Linked DNA regions of Homo sapiens: region 2 is linked to region 1. A link is a contact called in ENCODE Hi-C or POLR2A ChIA-PET data. All regions are on one chromosome and are shown on one strand. Each heading gives the region's core, a stretch centred on a gene start or an enhancer-like site at or near the end of the contact. The rest is flanking DNA. Distances are from core to core; before and after follow the strand shown. Region 1 holds the start of USP29 (ubiquitin specific peptidase 29). Region 2 has its middle 13 kb from the start of ZNF552.

The links. A loop is a pair of places that touch in the nucleus more often than their neighbours do. ChIA-PET counts read pairs that join two places held with the same protein, here RNA polymerase II (POLR2A). Pooled maps may share reads with other maps.
Region 2: POLR2A ChIA-PET joins it to region 1 with 11 read pairs in T-cell. The contact joins the enhancer-like site here to the promoter of USP29 in region 1. A Hi-C loop is called at or near these places in 7 of 50 pooled maps. POLR2A ChIA-PET finds 5 or more read pairs at or near these places in 2 of 52 experiments (AG04449 and T-cell).

Annotation. Positions count from the first base shown.
Region 1 is chr19:57,117,489-57,123,005 of GRCh38, reverse strand. USP29 (ubiquitin specific peptidase 29) reads right to left here and starts at 3,021. Exons shown (of 4, transcript NM_020903.3): 1 at 2,777-3,021; 2 at 532-681.
Region 2 is chr19:57,799,990-57,803,685 of GRCh38, reverse strand. No RefSeq gene overlaps it. Among named protein-coding and RNA genes, the nearest start is that of ZNF552, 13 kb to the left of the region's middle. RefSeq lists enhancers at 1-101, 1,082-1,131, 1,302-1,361 and a silencer at 991-1,285. Within about 2 kb of position 1,250, at least 16 of the 41 ENCODE cell types and tissues checked have a DNase peak (open chromatin) inside an H3K27ac peak, as active enhancers do.

The DNA of each region.
Region 1 (5,517 bases), core at 1,772-4,271:
CATGATTATAATTAATGTGTCCTCAGTTTCCTGAGAGATCCTAACATAATATATAGAGTGTGAAGAAAAGCCCCTCCATTTCATCCTGTTGCTGCTGATAAATTATTGCCTCTTTAGGGAAACTTCACCCTCACTGGACCTTAAATTTAATGAAAGGAGGAATCACAAAAATTAGAGATCATCAGCTTTTCCCTGAGCTGAGTTCAAAAGACAGGTAGGCTTCATCATTTTCATTTTGGATGCATGCTCTTTTCTGAAAATGCCAATATCCAATGCCACAGAAAACAGAAAACTATCCCCTCAAAATAAAAACCCAGAATCAGGATTTTCGAATTTACAATTCAACCTCATAAAGGGTAGAAGATGAAATTCCCCTCATCACAATATCTGACAATATCTTTAGGGCATTAAGTTTAGACAGACCCTCCTTCCAACACTCACACACACATACACACACACACACACACACACACACACACACACACACACACATCCCATCACCCAAACAAGCAAACCTTGAATGAAACTTACAGTTTGGAGAGCTGTTCTGGGTGAGTGGATGATAATTCTTTTTTCAGAAATGAGATCTTGCTATGTTGCCCAGGGTGGTCCCAAACTCCTGGCCTCAATCGATCCTCCAGCCTCAGCCTTCCAAAGTGCCTGGATTAGACTCCATAGCGCCTGGAGGAGAATGATGGAAGTTGAGTCTGACAGTGATTATGATGTTCCGACCTTTTATTCCCAGGTGGCTCCACCCATATCACGGGTTTTTCCAGGAAATACGTTTCTTGATTAACTTATCTCTGTGTAAGAGTTTAAAATATTTGTCTAGAAAAGGCTAGATAGTGACTTATTTTACTTTATTTCAATTGGTAATTAAAAACTTTTATTTAGAAATCATTGCAAATATACATAAGAATTGCAAGATTAGTAGAAATAACTTATATTCCCTTCACCCAAATTTACCAATTGTGTATATTTTGCCACATCTGTCTGCTTTCTCTCTCCCTCTTTTGATGTTCTATGTATCTATCTATCTATCTATCTATCTATTTTTTAATAGAGACAAGGTCTTGCTATGTTGCCCAGGTCTCGAACTCCTGACCTCCAGTAATCCACCCGCCTCAGCCTCCCAAAGTGCTGGGATTACAGGCTTGAGCCACCATGCCCAGACATGTTCAAGTCCCTTATATAACAGGATATACTTTTACTCCACTTAATGTTTACCTGTTTTCTTTGTAGTAACCGTGCTTTTTGTTTTATATATATATAATTATATATATATAACATATATGTATATATATAACATATGTAAGTACATATAACATATGTAAGTATATATAACATATGTAAGTATATATAACATATAAGCATATATAACATACATATAAGCATATATAACATATATAAGTATATATAACATACATATAAGTATATATATAACATATATAAGTATACATAGCATATATAAGTATATATAGCATATATAAGTATATATAACATATATAAGTATATATAACATATAAGTATGTATAACATGTATAAGTATATATAACATATATAAGTATATAACATAAGTATATATAACATATAAGTATGTATAACATATATAAGTATATATAACATATATAAGTATATAACATAAGTAGATATAACATATATAAGTATATATAATATATAAGTACATAACATATATAAGTATATAACATATATAAGTATATATAACATATATAAGTATATATATAACATATATATCCTACATTTTCAACACGTGTAACAAATGTGGATAGTTTCAAAAAGATCATTTTACGTTCTAGTAGTTACCCTGTTTGACCAAAGTGTAGTACTTTTATTTTTCTATTGCAGTGCATTTTCTTTTTTTTTTTTGGCGGGAGGTGAGGGAGCGGAGCGGGGATGGAGTCTCACTCTGTCACCGAGGCTGGAGTTTAATGGCGTGATCTCGGCTCACTGCAGCCTCTGCTTCCTGGGTTCAAGTGATTCTCCTGCCTAAGCCTCCTGAGTAGCTGGGATTACAGGAGCCCGCCACCACGCCTGGCTAATTTTTTGTATTTTTAGTAGAGACGGGGTTTCGCTATGTTGCCCAGGCAGTCTCGAACTCCTGATCCGCCCGCCTTGGCCTCCCAAAGTTCTGGAATTACAGGAGTGAGCCACCGTGCCCGGCCTTTTTTCTGTTTTTTTTTTTTTTTTTTTTTTTTTGAGACGGAGTCTCTCGCTCTGTCGCCCAGGCTGGAGTGCAGTGGTGTGATCTCGGCTCACTGCAACCTCCACCTCTGGGGTTCAAGTGATTCTCCTGCCTCAGCCTCCCCAGTAGCTGGGATTACAGGCACCCACCATCATGGCCAGCTAATTTTTGTATTTTTAGTAGAGACAGGGTTTCACCTTGTTGGTCAGGCTGGTCTCAAACTCCTGACCTCAGGTGATCTACCCGCCTCGGCCTCCCAAAGTGCTGGCATGACAGGCGTGAGCCACCGACCCAGCCCTTTTTTCTTTTATATAGTTTTTGAGACAGGGTCTTGCTCTGTTGCCCAGGCTGGAGTGCAGTGGTGCGATCATACCTCACTACACCCTCGATCCCCAAGGCTCAAGTCATCCTCCAACCTCTGCCTCCTGACTATCTGACACTACAGGCGTGGGTAATTTTTAAATTTTTTTGAGACATAGTCTCACTTTGTTGTCCAGGCTGGAGTGCAGTGGCATGATCTCAGCTAGCTAATTTTAAAATTTTTTGTAGAGATGGGTGGGGGGAGGGTCTCACTATGTTGCCCAGGCTGGTCTCCAACTCCTGGGCACAAGCGATCCTCCCGCCTCGGCCTCCCAAAGTGCTGGGATTACAGGCATGAGCCTGGCCAGCATTTTCTGTTTGAATGTTTTTACGTAACCGGAGTCGTCATGATGGAGGTACAGTTCCTTGGACTTCCGGCTCCCATGGCTCTGGAAATCTCAGCTCGGACCCGCCCCTTCCGGCGCCGACTCCCCTGATTCTCCTGGGAACAGAAGAGTTCTGGGCACAGCACGCTGCGTCTGCGCAGTGCCGGGCGCAGGCCTCCCGACCTACGGGTCTAGGTACGGGCTCTAGCGTGGCCGGGGCACATAGAGTTCCTGGCCTAGAGCTGGTGGGGCGTAACGGCAGGAGTTAGGGTTCAGAGAAAACCAGCCCAGGGGCGGGTTCATCCTGTTACCCATTCAGCCTCAAGCGAGGTGGGGTGTGGTAGGTGGGCTGGTGCTAGAAACCACGCCGGGAATTGTTAATAACAGTCATCCCGGCCGGGCGCGGTGGCTCACGCCTGTCATCCCAGCACTTTGGGAGGCCGAGGAGGGCGGATCACCTGAGGTCAGGAGTTTGATATTAGCCTGACCAACGTGGCGAAACCCCGTCTCTACTAAAAATACAAAAATCAGCCGGGCATGGTGGTGGGCGCCTGTAATCCCAGCTACTCGGGAGGCTGAGGCAGGAGAATCGCTTGAACCCGGGAGGCGGAGGTTGCAGTGAGCGGAGATGGCGCCACTACAATCCAGCCTGGGCGACAGAGCGAGACTCCGTCTCAAAACAACAACAAAACCCCCAAAAAAGCGGTCATCCTCCAGGTGGAAGAGACAGAAGAGAGGGTGCGGAAGAGACTTAAAAGTCTTAGGCCTTCAAGCGTGTTTGCCTCAGCCACCCGTGAATCCTACAGGAAAACTAAAACAACTCGGCCACAAGCCCCCAAGTCTTGGGGAAGCGGACGGTTTCCCAGCCGAGCTTTAGGAGGAGGCGCCGCGGGACCTCACGGGTGACGTCGTCCCCGGGGGTAGTTTGCGCAGAGGGTCGCTTTGGGCGCGCTTAGAGTCGCGTGGTGCCTGGGCCAGCGAAGCCCAGGTGCAGTCATTTGTGGCCCTGTCCCGGCGCGCGAGGGGCCAAGGCTGGTCGGGGGCCGGGTCCGCGCGGTAGCAACTGCGTCCTGCCAGCTTCCATCTCTCCCTCTGAGGGCCTGAGCGGCTGCCAGAGTCAGGTCTGCAGGCCGGGCGCTCACGCGTCTGTGCCCAGTGAGGCCCCAAGATGCTGGTGAGGCCTCGACCCTGACTGGTGTCCAGGCTCTTGACACTGTCGTGAGAAGGAATTCATGGATGAGCAGAACAAAGTGTGGAGATTCATTGCGACGGGAATAAGTACGTACTGAAGAAAGAAAAGTGCAGGCATACCACAGAGCATCACGCCCAGCGGGGTTTGGAGCTACCTTTAAATATTTATTTAACCAAGGGGTGGAATATTCATGAAGATTCTTGGAAAAAGGTAAACATTTCTTGGTACTGCGGTGCCACACATTTTTATACTAAATACGGGTGTTCCCCAGAGCTGTCACAGTGGGTGTGTGACTTAGTATGTTAATGAGCACATAATGAGAGGTCCTAGGTGAAACGGGTCGAATCCAGCACCATGTTGGGTCCAGTCGGCTTTAGCCAGCTTGGCCCACACCCTGGTTTTCAGAGTCTTATCCGCCCCTAGCTTACGCAGCGATTTCAACGGTTTCCTTTGCTAGTCATGTGAAACTGTTGCCTGGAATTTTCCGTTCTCCTGTGACCACCTTTATTATTCCTGTCTCAAGGGGCACCCCATTTGTGCCTATAAGGAGACTGCATTGGGACCAGGCTCCTGGCTGCTCATGGAGCCTCAGCCAGATGGTTGTGTGCCTGAGTCCTGTGTTCATTCCACAAACATGCAGCAAGGCTGCGTGGGTTGGAGCCCTGCCTCCAGCGCTTCCCTGCTGCATGACACTGGCAAGTTGCTTAAGCTCTCTGTACCCCATTTCCTCCTCAATAAGGCAGGGATGGTGATCGTACTAGTTCCAAAGGATTATTGTGAGAATTAACATAATACATGAGTTAACACGTATAAAATGCCTAGAACCTTGTCTTTGGATTTCCTCAAACATCCAAGGTGTTTGTACACTAAAGGAAGACACCCAACTTAATTTTCGATCTACAGACCTTGCATTATCTGCAAAATACCGCTGGCTTCTTGACACTGAAGTTATACAAATGTGCCATAATTTTCTTCACAAGTTTCTGGTGTATGTTGATGTTGCTTGAATTAAAACAACCCTGTGACAAGTGGTCTCGTGGAAGTCTTTGCACATGGTCATGCTTGTTTTCTGTGGCTGAACTTGTGGGATTACCTGAATCACCTGTAGGCAAGGTTGTCCCTGCCTCAACATGGTCCCTTCTACCCTTCACAAGACTTCAGTGTGCCCCCATGTCAGCTAAGGCAGAGATTTGGGGCTACGTTACTGGGTAGGGCATAGAGCCAACCTGGATTCTCACATGTTTGTGCTTCCCAAGGACTGCTCCTCAGCCCTCTGCCCTTCCTCAGGAGATGCAGGACATGACCAAAACCCAGATGAGTTTGCATTACTTTTTTTTTTGTTTGTTTTTGAGATGGAGTTTTGCTCTTGTTGCCCAGGCTGACTTGCAATGGCGGGGATCTAGGCTCACTGCAACCTCCACCTCCTGGGTTCAATT
Region 2 (3,696 bases), core at 1-2,500, 680 kb before region 1:
AAAAAAAAAGTAAGAGGGGAAATCAGGGGGAAAAAAAAGAAAAACAGCAGCGCGGGGTCGGGGGCGGGGCCTGTGCGGTGGCCCAGCCCTGCTTGCGGCAGGAGCGGGAGAAGTCCGGAGAAGAAAGGGAAACGGGATGAGAGAGCGGAAAATAGAGTGCAAATGAGAGAAAGAAATAGAAGGAAAGAGTAAGAGAGAAACTGGAAGAGACAGAAATCAAAAGAAGACAAAGGAGGTGAAACTAGGAAAAAAATAGTGTAAAAGGAAGGCAGAAAGTTAAGACATGTTGAAGATTGTGAAAGTCGTAAGAAAAGCTATAAAAGGGAATGTATGCAATAAATACTGTATAATTTAAAAGTAATTAGGCCTCCTGGATATAAAATTATTATTAAACAGTTTACAAGGTATGTAAGAAAAATAAAATATACTTTTAATAAGATTACAAGGAGGCATAAGAATATGGATTTTTACCTACACTAAAGGTTAAGACAATTTTTTTGTTTTAAAGGTTTAAGCAAGTTTTAAAATGTTAATTGTCAAGGAAATTCTGTGTGTAAACATACTGGCTAAAGTTAAGAGGGTATCAAATTCTGTGTGTAAACATATTGGCTAAAGTTAAAAGGGTGTCATCCAGTTTTTCTGTGAACTGGACGTTAAAATTAAAGCACGATAGATTTTTCTTAAAGCACCAACGTGCTCTTTAACAAAAATTATAAAAACAGTCTGTAAAAGTCTTGCCTTATAGTCAGACATTAAAATTAGATAATGTCTATAAGATCTTACTAAAATTAAGTTTAATATTAGTAGCATATTAATATAAAGATAAATTTATTTATTTATTTACTTTTTAGTTTTAGTAGAGGCGGGGTTTCACCATGTTGGCCAGGCTTGTCTCGAACTCCTGACATCAGGAGATCCACCCACCTCAGCCTCCCAAAGTGCTGGGATTACAGACGTGAGCCACCGCGCCTGGCCACTAAAGATAAAATTTAACTTATTTGATATAAAATCATACAAAAAAATTGACAAATATACAATGGTATTTAGCTTTCTTAAGGCCCTAAGATGGCCAGGTAAGTCACAAGGCCCCTCATCCTGAAGGCCACAGTGAGCAAGGGTGGTGAAGGCCACAAGAAGGCCAAGACATTAAGAAGGGGCAGGGCTGCAGCCTCCCCTGGGTGGCGCTGAACAAGAATGGAGCAGGAGGTGACACCATGACGCCTAAGGCCCCAGAATATGCAGCAAAAATCCTATACTTAATTTATCTTCCACTTTCACTTCCCTCGGACCTAAAAGTCTTTTAGCACAGGTACCACCCCTAGAATTTCCAGTACACCAGCACCAGCCTGAAAACCACGTCCTCATCAAAAGCTAGAAAGAAAAAACTCAAACCAGCCTGGGAAGAACCCTATTTTACGCTGTTAACCCCTGAGACTGCCGTCCACACAGCTGAGGAAAAAAAAAAATGGACCCACCACACTCAAGTCAAGAAAACATCTTCCTCTCAGAATCATGGGTTACTGTACTAGGATCAAGCCCTACTAAGTTAAAGAAAGATTAATTTTCATATACCTTCTATACTGCTTCCTTTTCTTATTCTGTTATTAGCTCCTTTGTTATTAATGTAACTAAGTCTGACTCACTCAGACTATTGCCTTTAATGCTTGCTTTGTCATACCTTGTAGAAATGTAAAAGATCAACAGCAGCTAGCCTTTTCACACAAATATTTATATCCCAGCCCTTTAATTGACACAGTTATTCCTAGCACTCATTGTTGTAATGACCTGCAGCCAAGACACCAATTTTCTGCTCCTACTGCCTGGCAACATTGTAGTAAATAGGACTGCATCACTCAAACTACCCAATAGCAAAGTTAGACTTCCACAAAAAGGTTTGTGCAGACCTAAAACCCCTCATCTATTTCACTAAAAGGACTACCCCTTCTTACTGTCAGCCTTGTCAATATAACCCTGTCTTTCTCTTTATCACCACCTCCACCTTAAGGAACTCTAGACACGCCCTTAGTCGCTTCTATGGTATAAAAATTAACATAAGTAGGCTGGGCGTGGTGGCTCATGACTGTAATCCCAGCACTTTGGGAGGCCGAGGCTGGTGGATCACCTGAGGTCAGGAGTTTGAGACCAGCCTGGGCAAGATGGTGAAACCCCATCTCTACTAAAAATACAAAAATTAGCCGGGCGCGGAGGTGGGTGCCTGTAATCCTAGCTACTTGGGAGGCGGAAGCAGGAGAATTGCTTGAACCCGGGAGGCGGAGGTTGCAGTGAGCTGACATCGCGCCACTGCACTGTAGCCTGGGTGACGGAGCTAGACTCCGTCTCAAAAAAAAAAAAAAAATTAACATAAATAAAAAAGACCCCCCAGTTATTTTAAAAATACACATTATTCCCTCATCTTTCCCTTCTTAAGCTGCCTCAGATCTAGATCCCACACCAGTTGCTCCTACATCTGGTAAAACTAAGGTGTCTTGTAAAAATAAGAGATCTAAGACAGACAGACCTTCGCTGTCAAGACAAAATATCAAGATGCAAATGCCTGGCTGAAATGGATTAAATAATCCATTAGCACTTCAAATAAAAGCGATTATTACACTTGTACGCACAGTAGGCCAGAATCCCAGATTATCCCCTTTCCACTCAGATAAGGACTGTATGGTGGCTCTTTTTCAAAATCCCATTGCTTGGGATAATCCAACATACTGAGCTCTCTCTGCTATTTCCTGAAATTTAACACCCTGCAGGTCAGCCCCCTATGGCAATCCGGCTTCCACCTCTGAATGCTGAATGCTGAATGCACAAAGTTTACTTTGTGCGTCTCAGGTCAGGAGGAAAATTTAGTGTTCCTTGGAAGCATTAAACGATGATGGAAAGAGCTCAAGCCTTTCCAAGACTTTGCCCATCAGTCCATGCTTAGCCATCCCCAAACAAATGTATAGTGGTAAGTGGAAGACCTTTACTGGACACTCTGCCAAATAATTGGAGCAGTACTTGTGCTGTAATCCAATTGGGTATCCCCTTCATCCTGGCATTTCATCAATCTACAAAGGTAAAAACAAAACACCACAGGCCAAGAAAAACGTATGAGTCCTTTAATCCTCAGGTTTACATAAATGCTATTAAGGTCCTGTGAGAAGTGCCCGATAAGTTTAAAGCACAAAATCAAATAGCTGCAGAATTTAAATCCACATCATTCTGGTAACTATAAAAAAATGTAGACTAAGCTATGTTACAATCACCAACAATTCATAAATTACACTGAGGATACCATCAAACAGATAGCTAAGCAATTAGGATCTACTAGCCAGATGGCGTAGAAAAATAAAATAGCTTTAAATAATTAGCAGAAAAAGGAGATGTTTGTGTCATAATTAAAACTCAGAACCTCTGCAGAAAGAATTGATTCCTCAGCAGTGTCATGAAAGCAAACCAATTAATGTTGGTGAAGCTACAAAATTAATGCCTCAGTTGTAACAGAGTGGTAATGCGTCTAATTCCCCACAAAGACCAATAAATTAAATGTTTTATACAAAACTCAGTATTGTACCTTTGTTCCTAATAATACTGCCCCTGATAGAACTATAACAAAAGCGCTACCAAGGTTAACAGCCCTATCCGATAAATTTGCCAAGAATTGTAAAATAAATAACCCCTTTTCTAAAATAATAAAACATTAGTTCA